Linked DNA regions of Homo sapiens: region 2 is linked to region 1. The links are chromatin contacts, found by Hi-C or POLR2A ChIA-PET in ENCODE. All regions are on one chromosome and are shown on one strand. The core of a region is the stretch at or near the end of the contact, and the rest is flanking DNA. Distances in the headings are between cores, read along the strand shown. Region 1 has its middle 81 kb from the start of LINC01038. Region 2 has its middle 24 kb from the start of LINC01038.

Region 1 (7,792 bases), core at 3,490-5,989:
AATTTTTTGAAAATTACATAAAAACTATAATTTTAAAAGAATAGACTCCTACTATAAAAATCTTATTTTAGTATATCCTCTATTCTTTGAAACTAAATTGTTTTTTCTGAAGAAGAAATGAACAGCAACATAACAAAATTTAAATCATGACAATTTCAGCAGTTTTAATGGTGCTTCATTCTTGGCAAAATGTTAGTAGTTATTACAATTTCAAATCACTTTAATAAATACCTTCCATGTGTTAGAAGACAACCTTATATTTTCAAAAACAATGCACATTTTCTTAATAATGATAATAATATATTTTAATAAATTTATTAAGCTATAACTGACACAGAATAATTTGTGCATATCTAAAGAAGATATAATTAAGTTTTGACATATGTATGCACCTGTGAAACCAGCATCATAATTAAGATAGTGAACATATTCACTACTCCTGAAAATTTCCGTGTGCCCCTTTGTAATACCTTTTTCCTGCCTGTGTCTAACACCTCAACCCTGTTTCTAGGCAATTACTCATGTGCTTACTGTCACTATGAATTCATGTGAACTTTCTAAAGTTTTATATAAGTTGACATAGTATGTACTCTTTTATGTCTGTCTTCTTTCCCTCAACATAATTATTTTGAGATTTATCCATGCTGTTATGTATATGAATAGTTATTTTTATTGATGAGTAGTATTCCATTGTACTGATATGTCCTACTTTGTTTGTCCATTCACCTGTTGATAGACATCTGTGTTGTTTCTAGTCTGGAGCTCTTATTAATGCAAATAAAACTTCTATGAATATTTCTGTATAAGTCTTTGTATGGACATATAGAGGTAATGAACATGCTCATTGGTTGTAGAATGTGAGAAAGAGAGATTTTTGGCCTGAGCAACAGAGATAATGTACAATCATGCATTGCTTAATGACAGGGATACATTCTAAACAATGCAACATTAGGCAACTTCATCATTATGGGAACATCATAGAGTGTACTTACGCAAACCTAGGTAGTATAGCTTACTACACACCTAGGCCACACACCTATTGCTCTTAGGCTACAAACCTACATAGCTTGTAACTGGACTGCATACTGTTAGCAGCTGTAACACAATGGTTAAGTATTTGTGTATCTAAACATATCTACATAATGAAGGGGCCCAATAAAATACAGTATTATAATCTTATTTGGACCGCCAATGTAAATTTCTGTTGTTCACCAAAATGTCATTCTGTGGCATATGACAATACTTGCCATGGATTATGAAGCAGAAAGTTGCAAGAATGACAGGTTTTGCTGCATTTAGGGTGTTGAGTATAATTCAGTAATTTAACTTTGGACAGTCTGAGTTTGAGGCACTAGTTAGAAATCTAGGTAGAGATGTGGAATAAGCTATTGGAAAACTGAGGCTGAAGTTCAAGGGTGAGGTCTATGCTTGAGATAGAAATTTGAGAGTTGTCAAAGTATATGTTACTTAAGGTTGTGATAGGCAGAATAATAGCATCCAAAGATATCTATTTCCTGGTTCCCGAAATCTGTGATTATATTATCTTATGTGGCAAAAGGGACTTTGCCAATGTGATTAAGTTAAATATTATGTGATGGGATTATTATCCTGAATTAATCACAAGGGTTCTTATAAGGGGAAGGCAGAAGGGTCAGTGTGGGGTTGGGGCCGGGCAGGAAAGAGAGAGAGAGACTTGAAGATGCTACACTGCTGGCAGTGAGGATGGAGGAAGGAACTATGAGCCAAGGAATGCAGGCAGCCTCTAGAAGATAGAAAAGGCAAGAAAACAGCTTCTCTCCTAGAGCATCCACTAGGAACCTAGCCTGCTAACACCTGGATTTTAGCCCAGTAAGTCTTCTGACCCTCAGAACTGTAAGATAACAAATTTATGTTGATATAAACCAGTAAGTTTGTAGTAATTTGTTACAGCAGCAATAAAAATTAATATAAAGCCATAAGATTGGATGACATCAGCTTATGGAGTGAATGACAACTGATATACATGTTTAAAATATGGCAGAAATACCTAAAAAGTACAAATATTGAAAATATTTACTATTTTAAAAGTGTCTATAGTTCCTCTTCTAGAACTCTTCTCAGCAAGTGAATGTCTAGGTACCTTCTCTTTCACAGAACACATATCTGTGAGACCATGCCATGCATGAATGTGATACAATTACAACATTGTCTTCTTTGGAACCTTGATTTCTATTTCCTGTGGATGCTTTATTTTTCACCCATGCTGTTTTAATGGCCAGTGTGTTCCAAAATGTGCTATTCCTGTTATTTGCCCTTTATCTATATTGCTGTGTTCCCTTTTGTCCCACTGGTTACAGAAGCTACATAGACTAAATTCAATTGTCACTTCAAATCACTTTCGGCCCTGTTGGGATGCAGATGAGGCAAGGTTTGCTTACTGTGACATTTTAGCCTTGGATCTAATTGTTTTTCTTTACTTCATCTCCAAGATTTTGAATTGTTGTATGTCTTGATCACTAGGTCCACTTCTTGGTCTCTAGCTGTTTGGATACTTTTCTGGCTTCTGGAAAATTACACCTTGTTGTTTGTCACTATACTGCCTTAACTTCTTGGTTCTTAGTTGTTGACCTGTTTCTAAGCATATATGCTCATCTTTGATTTGTCTTCCTGGTTTTGAGACTTTAGCTCATATCTTTTAGGTATCCACTGTTTCGTTTAGTCAGCACAACATGGCCACAGATAGTTCTAAATTAAAGAAATAAGATTTAGAGTTTAGACAATATATGCTCAGGGATCCCAGTGGCAAAGCCAGGTTTGAATTGCAAATCAGTCTGATGAAAAAGTCCATGTTCTTTGTTGTTACTATACTGCTTGGACTCTCTTACTCTCAGCCTTGTGACAGTTGACTTGCTTCTGACAACTTCTTTCCCTCAGGTAAACCAAGGAGGCCTTCATGCTTCATGTGTCAGTCCCAACCCAACTTCTCACTGCTGCTCTTCTGACAAATGAACATGATTCCGCTGTTACCTGCCTCTATCTGTATTTATGTTTTATAAGTTATTTACACATTTTAGCTAAAGACATTTAGAACATTTGAGTTTGCACTGATTATGTTTTTGACAATTGCATTTACTAGTAAACCTTCAGTTCTTCCTCTTGCTAACATAGTTGGAAGGAGGGTTCTTTTATTATTGAAATAACCAAAGTCCTTCACTCCATTGCTTGCAACTCCAAAATTTTACTTAACAAAAAACTATGTCATTAAGAATTGTCATAGTTTCAAAACGTTACCATTATGCCTAACAAACTTATTTCAGTGACTGCTCCACTCATTTGTTATATCTTACTTAACTCCATGTCAAAGACCAGGCTCTCCACTAAAGATAGAAACCCAAGAGGTGCAGAAGCTAGTGAGTCAGCAATACAGTCTCCCTCCCATCTCAGGAGCTTACTTGCAAGAGATGAAATGTGAAGCTTCTATAATAAAAAAGTAGCATCAGAATTGTTATTTTTATTCAACCTTTACATAACTTGAGTATTCTCAGTCTCCAAATCTAGGCTGTTTCTTCAGGCAGTGGCAGGCCTCCAAGGAGAGCTTTCACATGTCAGGAGTTCTGGTGGGTCTGAATAATGTCTCTTGAGGTTGTTTCTGATTTCCTCAATGGGCCCCTGTTGACCTCACTATGAAACCTGGGGAAAAGTAGGGCTCTGTATGAGGCAGGTAAATGCTCAGAGCTCTTGGGAAGGGGCCAGCATTAATGATGATTATGTAGCAGGTTGAAAGTGATCTTTGGGCTCTTTTCCATGTCAGGAATGCCTCAAACACAGCTGATGTGGGAGGCTCTGCAGACCCCAGAAGCACCACTCGTGTTTTAAGGGGAGTAAACTCCTTTTCACACTACCTCTGCCGTAAGGACACACAAAGATGAATGGCCAGCCTGAATGACAGGGCTGCTTCTCTCTGCAAGCTGCATACAGAACGCTTTGTGTTCATGACGATTGCAATACTTCCCTTCTGGCAGAGGGAAGCTGGCTTCTCTAGAGCTGCGGAAAGTAACGCTTGTTTCTGAATTGGTTAGAGTTCAATCTCAATTATGTCTGGAAACAACACACACTCCTTTCCCCCTTCTGTATGACTGCAGTGTTAATTTCAAGTGAACTTGTGCAAGTTACTTTAAAGTTGAAATAGCCACACAACACTGACATTTATTGGGCACTCCCTTTGGAGCCTTCCTGGCAGCATGGCCACAGAAGGTGTTGCCTCTACGCCAGGGGTTTGGAGCCTCACTCTTTCCAGTCTTCATGTCCCACCCTACAGCAAGGCTGGAAGAGATTATTTGCACAGGATCACATTCAATTCTGCCTCTCCTCCACCCACACAAAGCCTAATTTCAACTTTTCCCCAAGTGGTATGAAGCTGGAACCCCAGATCAAGTCCAAGAAAGAAAAAAAAGATATTATAATTTAATTTGCTTGCCATTTAAAAGGCATTTTTATTATGCAGATGGCTGGATTCTTGGATTTTCATGAGGTAGTACGCTTACCAGCATTAACATAACTCTAATTTGTTCTACCTTTATTGTTTTTTAAAAGCCTTAGTATTTCAGCTGACCATGTTTCTGAATTCCTTTATGCCCCTCTAAAACATACTTTATATAAACCTTGATCTGATGAAGAAATGCATGTAATATTTTAAAAAGGCACACAGCACAACAGTCATGAGTTGCACCTGTTTTTAGTATCTGCACATACTCAGCCAGGGCGTGTCATTGAATCAGCCCCTGCAGCTGTTGTTTTGCCATTAAAAAAATACTACTCTATTCATGTAGGTTTAAGCTTTGTGAACTCTAACTTGGACTTGTTAAAGGAAGGTTCTAAGACTCTGTCTGGACTGCTGATAATAGGTTAGATAAAGATCCAACATTAGCCCTCACACAATTACATTTACAGGAATGGGAGGAAATCTCTCAAACAATATAGAGTCCAGAAGACAGCAGATGTGGACCTTGCAAAATTAATGATTAACTGCATGCCAGTGTGTTTGTCAGGGAACAGTGCTGCTCTTTAAGGGCTTATATAGTCTATGAAAGAAATTAGCTCATGAGAGGACTCATAAGGACAAAAGAAAAAAACTTAAGTAGAGGCTTGACATATCCTGCTTTTCTCACAGGGCAAAAAGTTAAACATAAAGCTCTCCTTTTAATAGTGTGAAGTTCTGACTCTGAAGCTGAGGCAGATCATCCACTTGTTAAAACAAGATATGAACATTCTTGTTATTCCTTAAAGGGGGGAGGGAATAGCGTGCACTCAGAATGAACTCTAAATGTACTAGAAAGAAGGGGGAAATTATTGAACAATTATCCTAGACGTTGAAGACTGAAACCAAAAATTATTATAGGAGTGACAGGAAAGTAGTAAATAAGACTAGATGTTCATAATTTGTTATCCCCTTTGATTATATGGGCTTTGAAATGCCCAGAAAGTCTAATCAAAATTCACAGGTAAAACTGGAGATGAGTATGAGTTAAGTACTAGTAGGCTTGTAATTGATTAAAGATGTGTTGCAAGGAACACAATCTTCTAAAATATCTAGTTAAAATGAATTTTATAAGAATGATAATTTCTTCACATGACCTAAATTCCCTTTTAAAAATCCCAATTATGGTTCAGCAGATTAAAGATAGTAGAAATCCAGGAATTGCTAAGACAAATATAAATCGTGTAATGTTCATTTGGCTGAAGAACTGCTGGGATCCCAATTCCTTGCCAGCCCTGCAGACCCTCCAGAATGCATTTGCTTACTTGAGCCAGCACATCTTTGTAATGACAAGGTTCAATCCATAAGCCTGGAATGACTGTTCACAGTCTGGTAATTTATTTTATTTATTTTTATTTTTTAGGGAGGAGTAAGTTCAGTAGAATTAGGAAGAGAGAGATTGGAATTAGCAGTAGGAGAATATTCTAAAAGGAACTAATAAAAGAGGAGGAGATGCTTTGATTTTTTGCCTTACATCCAGGTTCTTCTATCAAGTTTCTAAACTTGTTCTTCTAACAAGTTTAGATGCCATCCTCCTGCCCCCCATCCTGATTCTTCCATCTAGAGATGCTGGCTTGTTCGCTGGTTCTCCATATGTGTTATCTTTATAATTACTATCTACCTCCTGAAATTAACCATTCCAATATGCATTACTATTTTTCTTTTTTGAATTTAATTTACTTTTGTCTTTATTATGTTGTTGTACTAGTACATTCTCTTACGCTAATTATTTTTGTTTCTTTTGCAACATATTTTAAGTTTCTTGGGGACTGAAAAGAGTTCCTTGTGCATTCCCTGAGAGCTATCTGGCAGGAACTAGACATGATGAAATCAATGATTAAATAAAGCTGAAGAACATGTGTTTTATTACATTTAATTACATTTACATTATTTCTCCTTGCAATGTTAGCTGGTGTAGTCTGCTTTGTATAACAATAAAATGGCCACATTGTGGCTTCTGAGACTACTCCTCTTCCTACCAAATCTCATTTCCTCTGGCTCCCTGACTTTGGTCCTGAGATTGTTCCTGCCTCCCCAGGTTTCTTGCCTTCCCTCACTACCTGAGCCAGTGTCAGAAGACATGGGATTGGACACTGCTTTTAAATAATATACATGTGGTCTCCTTTCTTTGTGTTTATAATTGATAGCTGTCTTTATAGTATCTGAATGTGAAAAGAGATGCAGTATGGGTGATATGGTTTGGCTCTGTGGCACCACCCAAATCTCACCTTAAATTGTAATAATCCCCATGTGTCGTGGGAGGGACCCAGTGGGTGGTAATTGAATCATGGGGCTGGGTTTTTCCCATGCCATTCTCATGATAGTGAATAAGTCTCACGAGATCTGATGGTTTTATATAAGGGAGTTCCCCTGCACACGCTCTCTTGCCAGCTGCCATATAGGACATAATTTTGCTCTTTATTTCTGATAGCACATCTGCCAAAATACCATAGTCATGAATATAGGAGATGGCCAGTAGATGCCGTGAGGGGTTGGAAAACTAGAATTTCATATCTGGAAAAGTGATTTCTAGATTTTGGAACTTTATCATCTAGTAAATTTTTGAAAATTGGGGTATGGAGTTTAAAAGTATTTCATTTTTTCAAGTAAGAATGTTAAGAAAATCAACAAAAATAATAACTGTTTCACATTGTTCTTTAATAATTTTTATTAGAATTAAAATTCAATATATCTCACTTTCTGGAAAAAATCACATTATCTTCATTTTTCTTATTTTTCTAAGGACTCTGGGAACTTCATGATGGACCACCACTAGTTCATGTTTTAGCATTAGGAACTTCTGGCCTAGAGCAAGCGGAAGAGACTTAAACTCAAGTTCCCTTTTGTCACCTTGCTGGCTGGGAGAGTGGGCCCTATTTTGTCTAGAGAGTCTTTCCCATGATCTCTTACTGAATAGGTGAAGAGAAAATCCTCAGGAGAGACTTGGGAAGAGAAAGGGCTCAAACACAAGCAAGGAAAAGTAGGAGAGCCTGTAAGAGAGCCCAAGGTATAGCTTGAATATCTCACATTTCTGAATCTGTTGGGAAAAGCTGGGGAGACTCTTGCAGCACCAGTTGTTGAGATAAGACTTTATCCCATCTGAGATATGTACACTCAGTTCTGCTATAGTGTGACATATGTTTTTGCTGGATCAAATGGAAGTTCTATTTTTAGTTATATGAGAAATATCCAGATTTATTTTCCATAGAGGTTGTGTTTACATTCCCACCAACAGTGTATAAACATACCTTTATTTTCTCTGCATCCACATCAACA
Region 2 (7,792 bases), core at 2,134-4,633, 56 kb after region 1:
AATAATGCCTTCCAACAGTCTGCTAGATTGGGAGAGAACTGAAACAATATGGACTTTAGCAGGCTGTCTATAGGTGACTGCTAAACTCCACTTTGGCATGACTAATCTAATCACACCAATTATCTTCATGGTTTATATTACTTGTGGCTCAGTCCATTGAGGAGACAGTGGATTGCATCAGCCCCATTTCAGTCAACTGGACCCAGCCTTTGTGTTTCCTTATTCTGAAGATTACTTAAAATGCTGCTTCTCTATTCACTAGACTTTTATAAACCTCCTAAAGTACCACATATGATAGAAGACGAGCTGCTTTTAATATTGACCTTTGGCCATTCCTCAAAAACAACTTATTTGATTTAATTTCCTAAGAGAATTTTTATGTGCAGTATTTAGTTGGGCTACTTCTACTGTGTGAAGAAAACGTCATTTCCCTTTATTACATTGACCCAATTTGAAAGAGAAAAAAAAAATGGCATCACATTTGGAACTAAAGTTTTAGCGCATGCCAACAGCAAGACTCACTGAATCAAAACAGATGGCTAAAAAATAGTTTGGAATAGATGTATCTATCCTATAGATGCCTGTTAAAGAATTTTAGAAAAATGAGGTATGGCTTTTTCATGCTATAACCTTGGCAATAATTTATAAATTTTGATTTTTTAAAATATATTTTGATATTGAAATAACATGGCTAAAATTAAAATTGAGTATGAACAACGGAACATCTTTTGTACTGGGATTTATCGAAGATTAAAATCAAAGGGTTCATTTCCTCCTTTGGGACTAGTCTGCAGTTGATCTTTTAGGTATTTGTTGTTGGTTTATTTGGATTTGTTTTTTGAGTGTGCTGGGTGGATGGATGAGGGCATAGAACAGATCCATAGACATTGACCTACAAAAGCAAATGTTATGTGTAATCAAATCAGCTACAATCTGTATTACTAGGCAAAAATATTAGAACCCCACGAGAATGTGCTGAAAAACAAAATATCACATAACTTTTAGGGGAATGCAGAGGAAAGAGCCTAATACAAGGCAAAGGTGAAGAAATAAAAGAAAGTGCTTCAAACAGATGGGCCTTTTCTACAGAGAACTTCCTTGTTGTCCTTCCACTTGAAAATACACTATACTGTATTTAATCCTTTAATCCTTATCTTTAAAGATAAGGGTTTGTCCCAATGATTATTTTATTATTGCTCTAAACTTGTATAAAATGTAACAAGTCACACCTTACATTTTTAAAGGAGACTACCTTTCTACTTTTTAAAATCCAGGTTGTATCGTCATTGGGTAATACTTTGTCTATATCCATGCACCAAACAATATTTAGCAGGAATAGTGCTTACTAACCGATTAAATTCCAGATGCATCCTTGGTAATAGCCCCTCGTCTATCCGTGGACTTGGTCCTCATTATTACTTTCTTGTACTCAGTGCATCTTCTTGATACAGTTCTCTTTTGCCTTGAGTGGGGTGAACTGCAACCATGTGGCCCTAAAGGAAATGTCCCAGGGGTTTCTGAAAATCAATTTTTCTTTTTAGACAATGCTGTGATTTTGGATGAAAAAACTATAGAGTGTCTCCAAGATCAGTCACCTCTCCCCAAAATAATTCCTTCTCTGTGATGTCTTCTGAAGTCCACATTTTAAAATTCCTCCCTTGTCCACCCAAACACACACACACACACACACCCCCATAAACACCAACAAATTAAGCTCTGCACTACATCACATGTCTCTTATGTCTCTTTTCTCCACAGATTAATCATAAGACTTCAGCATTTTACCTTACATATACCTTGTTAGAGAAAAATCGCCAATCTTTTCAGTCTCAACACGGTTGTATTTATTATTGAGCGAAATGATAATTCTAAGATATAAGCTTTATGAGGGCAGCATTATTAACTATTTTGCTCTTTGTAGTTTGCAGTTTTGCCAACACCATAACAGAGTTTGGTATGTAATAGTTTCTCAATAAGTACTTGTTGAATGAATGAATCACTAAGAAAATTAGTGGAACAAATTTAACGGTTTTGCTGTGATACAATCTCTAACTTTCCTCCAGTTTAGAATTAAGCTCCAGTTTCACACAAACACTCTGGTATTCTAATTTCTCATTAAGCACCTTAATTTACCAGAGACTTATTCTGTTCCTATTATCTTGTCAGTGCTTTCGTACCATGACTAGAATAACAGCCATTTTCTCTTCTCTTCAATACATAAAAAGCCTACCTTTACCCCAAGAATGAATGCTTTAGAATTTTTCTCACTCTTGAGTGCTCTAAGGCATTGCAAGGCTTTGCTGTCCACTTGAACAGTTGATAATAGTCCTTTGATGTAGAGCTTTGAACAAGAGATAAGAAATAGTAATCTAACCATAGCTTATGCTGATAGTCAACAGGACCATCTTGCTATTCATGCCACTAAAGATTATTTTCTACCTTGCTGTCCAATTAACATAAAAACTCTCTCAAAATTATGTAGAGGCCATAAACTATACCTTCTAATTGTTCACTTCTCTCTCTCCCTCTCCTACCTTCTAGTACCGTCTATTTTTTCTGAGTCTTATCTGCATGATAAGACATAGGATGTAAACAAGAGTGGCATTCTATGTCAACTCTCCTTTTCATGGACGGTATCGCCTGAAATGAAGTACAGTCAGAGTGTAAATATATGTACCTTTCTTTCTGAGTAAACAGTTTCAAAAAAGAAGCCACAACAGAAGTGTTATTTTTAAAAACTGTTGATCACAAATAGTGGGGAATTTTTTACTGAGTTGGAAGGAGATTTGACAAAAGTCACAGTTGTTGGTACTAAGTTTTTGGTGCTGAGACAGGAATTGTGCTACCTCCTCATTCAACCTAGATTTGGGAGGTGACAGACCCAGTGCAAGTCTACTCTTGCATTCTTATGCTTTGAAGAATCTTGAGATAAACTCTCAGAAATGGGCTAACTAGCCACAGGAAAGTTTGTTATCTTTAAAAGACTTAAACATCCCACCTTCATCCTTCCTTCATTTGGTCTTCACCTTGTCCAAGAGAAAACCAGTCAAAGGGCTCATTTAGAAACATTTTCATTCTGTTGAGACTGATTCAAACATTTTCCCAAAACTTCTTTCTAGACCAATCTGGTTTTCCTGCCAAGAAATTCACTCTCACTGCTCTGCTTCCTGGGATTTGGGCATTAGCTATTGGTCTCTTTCTGTGGTTTTCTCTGTTTTTGTCTCCATGTTCAGCTTACTTTCCTTAATAAATCTAAGTTATCTCACTCTTTGAAACTTCTTGGTCCACATTGCTCAAAAGCAGAGCCAGAGGAAAAGGCAGTTCATGTCTCATTACTGTGGCAGAGGTTTGGACACTCCCAGAGGGCTCTCTGTTCCTCCTCCTCCCGCTGGCTATTGCAACAGGTTCCTGGAGTCAGACAATGCATTATCATGAGGATTACACTGATCAGCTCTAAGTCAGTTAGGTAACAGGAGCTCTTTCAATGGTGTCCTAGGATTTTGTCAGGTTGACTGTTCAAACACTGGTTTTTGGGATCCCCTCCAGCATTCCTTAATGTAATCCAGGCATGTTATTGCAGGTTCTATTTGAGAAGGGGCTACTTACTTGTCACTTAGAATATTTTCAGTTTTAAGTCAAAACCTTTTCAGAAAAAAAAAGAAAAAAAAGACAAAAGATATGAGAGCCCATGTAGGAGAGGCAGAAAAGAACAAAATGCAGAAAAGTCTATCAAATGCCAAACTTAGGTTAAGTGCACGTGTGCTCCGGAGAATGAGGTTTCTGTTTTGTTTTACATAGAAACTGCGATGGTTTTGCACTGTTTTGGTAACTACTGAGTAACTACTAAGTCACTACTAAGATCCAGTGAATTCAAAGGCAGAGGAACACAGGCAAGAGTGCAGGTCTGAGCTGCTTAGAAGGCTCAGAGATGTGTGTCTGTGTTTGACCCTCAGTGGGAGGAAGTGCTATAGGCTCCTGGTGGATGCCCATTTTTTTACCATATTATGCTATTGGATACTATTAAGAAGACAGGCACATTTCTGGGTGCCAGGGAAGAGACAGTGGTTCCAGATGAGTCAGACTGCTGCTGTCACCTCCTCCCTGCTGGAAAAACAAGACTCAGAAGCGACTTGGAGATGTTCAGAACTTGGGGTGAAGGCGTAAAGAGATGAAGTTTTCAAAGACCAACCATTTGCCAATGCCCTTTAAGTAGATATGAGTTGTCATATTTTAGCATAGTTTTTCTGGACAGAACCCCTTTAGATCTCTACTGTGATGTGACAGGCTCTTCCCAAACTTGCATAGAGAAGTGAAGTGGCTAGGTACAGAGCAAGGGGAGAGAAGACACTGTCTATAGATTCCAACCAAGGACCTTTTCCAGACCTTACTCTCCCTTTTTTATTTCTCATCCATTGTAATCTCATCCTGGGGTGCTATAAAGATACATATCCCTGGGGTGCTACTTAAATTATGGGATATAAATATAACATACCCCAGAGTCACCTCCATTAAATCTAATGGAAATTCAGACTTCATGGAAATCAACTATGGCACTTTTCTTGAGTATTTCTGGATTATTTAGTAATAATATATATCTTTCTTAACCCCAGCCCCATATATATATATTATATTATATATATATACATATTATATAGATATACATATATACACACATTATATATATACATATATACATATATTATATATAATATATATTATATGTAATGTATATATGGATGCATTATTACTGTGCATGTATATATATACACACACACTCTCCAGGATGCATTATTACTGTGTGTATATATATATACATACACATACACAGACTTATATACAGCACTGAACATTCTGAATTAGTAATAATTTGTTCATTTTTTATCAGACTTTACTAACAGGTCAGGGTGATATGGCCCAGCCTGAGAGGCAATATGGCAAAATATAAAGTGCAGGCAGAGTAAAAAAAAGAAATGCTCTTCCTTTTAAAATGTAGCCATCATTTATGGCCTTGGGTAGTTGATATAAACTCTCCACAACTGAGGGTCCTAGTTGGTAAAAAAGGCTTCATAGACTTATTGTACATTACATTGCTGTTTATATATACATGTTTTTATATACATTCCTTTTAAATTGAAGTGTCATGCTCAGTGCCTGACACACTATAAGTATCCAATAAATGACATCTCCATTTTTCTTTCCATATAAGTTAAAGGCCTTCTTACAAGAATTGGTGCCTAAAAGAAATCAGTGTATGAATATTTTAAAAACTGAAGTGCTTTAAAGAATGCGTGTCTCCCACTCTAAATTTCCTTAGATCACTAGTCTTCTTTGCACTTAAAAATGTCATCAGTATACTATGTAGATTCTGCCTTTGATTTGTAGTGATTAGATAGGACTGGTGAATCATTAGCTAACTCATAAGATTGTTGAATACTTGGAGACAGTGAGACGCAAGCATATCTCTAGATCTCAGTTGGTCCAAGGTACATGTCTCTGCTCCTAAAATTATGCCATTCTTTCTAAATTCTCTGAAAAAACCCTAAAATAGATAATCCATCTCTGATGCTATATATTGGCCTATTTTCATTCCCTATGGGTCTGAGTCCAACTGTCTAGCAAATGCACTTAAAAATGATAATGCTGTCCTCAACACTATCTTCAGGGCTCCCTGCCAGTTAGATGTTTTCAATGTCTTTTTCTTTCTTTCTTTCTTCTGGCTTCTCCCAGCGGTTGGAGCTGTCTCATGATGCTGCCAACCTCTACAGCCCCCTGGAGAAATCAACTTAGCTACAGGTTGGGACGGGGGTAGGGAATGGGAGTGTGCGGCTTTATTCCATTTGAGACAGGGGCCATATGTGCTCACATCCACACCTATGTATTTTTTCCTCACCAGTAGTTGTTAAGTTGTTAATTCTGTTCTTGATAGGTTTTAAAAGAAAGGGGGAAAAATGCTCGGGCTAAAAGACCCAAGAGAAGGAAGCAGGAGTGGTTGCTATGAGCTTTGAAACATGCACACGAGCGTGCATGCACACACACACACAAATACATGGACAAAAGGATAAATCGAAAAAGAATGCGACAACCCTTGCTTGGTTTAGCAGTCCGGTCAGCCCTACAGATGAGGAAGTGCTGCTTTGTCCCAAGCTAAAGCCTTGTTTTCTTGTTCATTGTCTTTCTGGGTAAAATCTGGGGGAAATTCACCTGTCTGATGCAAAGTTAAACTGCTGGCTTTAATGTGACTGCATGGGAACTTGGGTTTATTAATGAATACAACATACCCTCTTTGATTTGAAAGCTTTCACCCTGCTGAAAAGATTCAAAAGGCATCGCTTCCTGCACCAGCGGCATTCCTTTATCCGTCTCAGTGGTTCACCCCTACCCAGCTGCTATATCTCATTAACAAGCATTTGACCACTGCAGCCGGCCTGGGAGTGTTGACACTTGAAAAGCCCAGGCAGGCGTGGGCAGGCCATCAGCTATGGCAACAGGAAACTGCCCCGGAGACAACACTGAGAAAACAGCAGCTGCAAAAGCCAAAGTCAGAGCAGACATAAAGGGCTGCCTATATCCACGTTGGTCTGGGGTATCGATGCATGCCTGTGGGTCTGAATCCACACATCTATTTACTGTATTCACAGGATAGAAAGGTTGCTATCAGCATGTATCAGAGTCAGAGCTTTTTGACAACGCAGAATAATTTTTTTGACTTATGATGTTCTTGGATCCTTAGGTTTCTTATTCTCCTAACAACCTAAATTCTTGTTTGTGTACTTAAGAATATTCACCAGAGGCCTCAAGCTTTATATACACATTTACTCTAGTGGAAGTCATATGCACAATTAAAAAAATGTATATGCATGAACGCTTACATATTTTTCATGCTGCTACATTATTTTTCAAGAACAAGTAAACTTGTGAGACTGTCATATGAATATATAAGATTACTTTAAAAGCCTTTGGTTTAGGAATCAAACTGGTGGTTTTGTGTAAAATATTTAAGAATGAAAGCATTCTTTCAATTGTGCAATAGCTTGTAAAATTAAGTGGGTTATTTCATATATATTATTGATTATAATTTTAAATACCTATTTTAATATCATTTATTGACTATTCATTTAATTGTAGGCCTTTCAATACCATACGTGTTGTTTCTACATTCATCAGAAGAGTTTAAAGTATAGACTGTCTCATGTAATGCTCTGAGCAAGCATTTTTCCGTATCTTCTGTGTCCATTTTCAAGCCTGTAAAAGAATTTTTAGTGGCTAGGTAAGCGATAGTTCAAAATCAATGTTTTTCATCCATAAAGAAAGTAACCCTTTACAGAACAGGAAAAAGAGATCACTCCATAATAGCAGAAGAAAGAAAGCTAAATGAAAGCTAAATGCAAAAAGACACTAATGCAATGTGTTACAAGTGAAGGTAGTGGTCTGCCATTCGAAGAGTGGTGAAGTATTTTCCTGTCATCATCAGTACAATAGGCAATTAGTGATTATCACATTGAAGTATACCATTACTTTATTCTTTTCAGTAACTCAGATTTATGTACGTTTGCCTATCACTCATCAAAAAAGCTCTTTTTAATTTATTCACATTGTTACTCTAAAATAGTTAATTAGATTTAAAAAAGATGTGAATGTATTTTAAATTATCACAGCTTCTTTTGGGGAGGTTAGAATATGCTTCTTGAGTGCAGTGAATCTTCCAGTTCTACCTTCATTCACCTTTTATGCTCCAGGGAAAGAGTAGACTGTACCAGCCTTGACTGGAAATTTATGTTCTTAACAAAATAAT

What was found. A loop is a pair of places that touch in the nucleus more often than their neighbours do. ChIA-PET counts read pairs that join two places held with the same protein, here RNA polymerase II (POLR2A). Pooled maps may share reads with other maps.
Region 2: a pooled map shows a loop between it and region 1 (2.3-fold over the local background). The contact joins two enhancer-like sites. A Hi-C loop is called at or near these places in 3 of 168 maps with a recorded cell type or tissue (Caco-2, PC-9 and endothelial cell of umbilical vein) and 3 of 50 pooled maps. POLR2A ChIA-PET finds 5 or more read pairs at or near these places in 1 of 52 experiments (PC-9).

What each region holds. Positions count from the first base shown.
Region 1 is chr13:79,719,677-79,727,468 of GRCh38, forward strand. No RefSeq gene overlaps it. Among named protein-coding and RNA genes, the nearest start is that of LINC01038, 81 kb to the right of the region's middle. Within about 2 kb of position 4,740, at least 8 of the 41 ENCODE cell types and tissues checked have a DNase peak (open chromatin) inside an H3K27ac peak, as active enhancers do.
Region 2 is chr13:79,776,593-79,784,384 of GRCh38, forward strand. No RefSeq gene overlaps it. Among named protein-coding and RNA genes, the nearest start is that of LINC01038, 24 kb to the right of the region's middle. Within about 2 kb of position 3,384, at least 3 of the 41 ENCODE cell types and tissues checked have a DNase peak (open chromatin) inside an H3K27ac peak, as active enhancers do.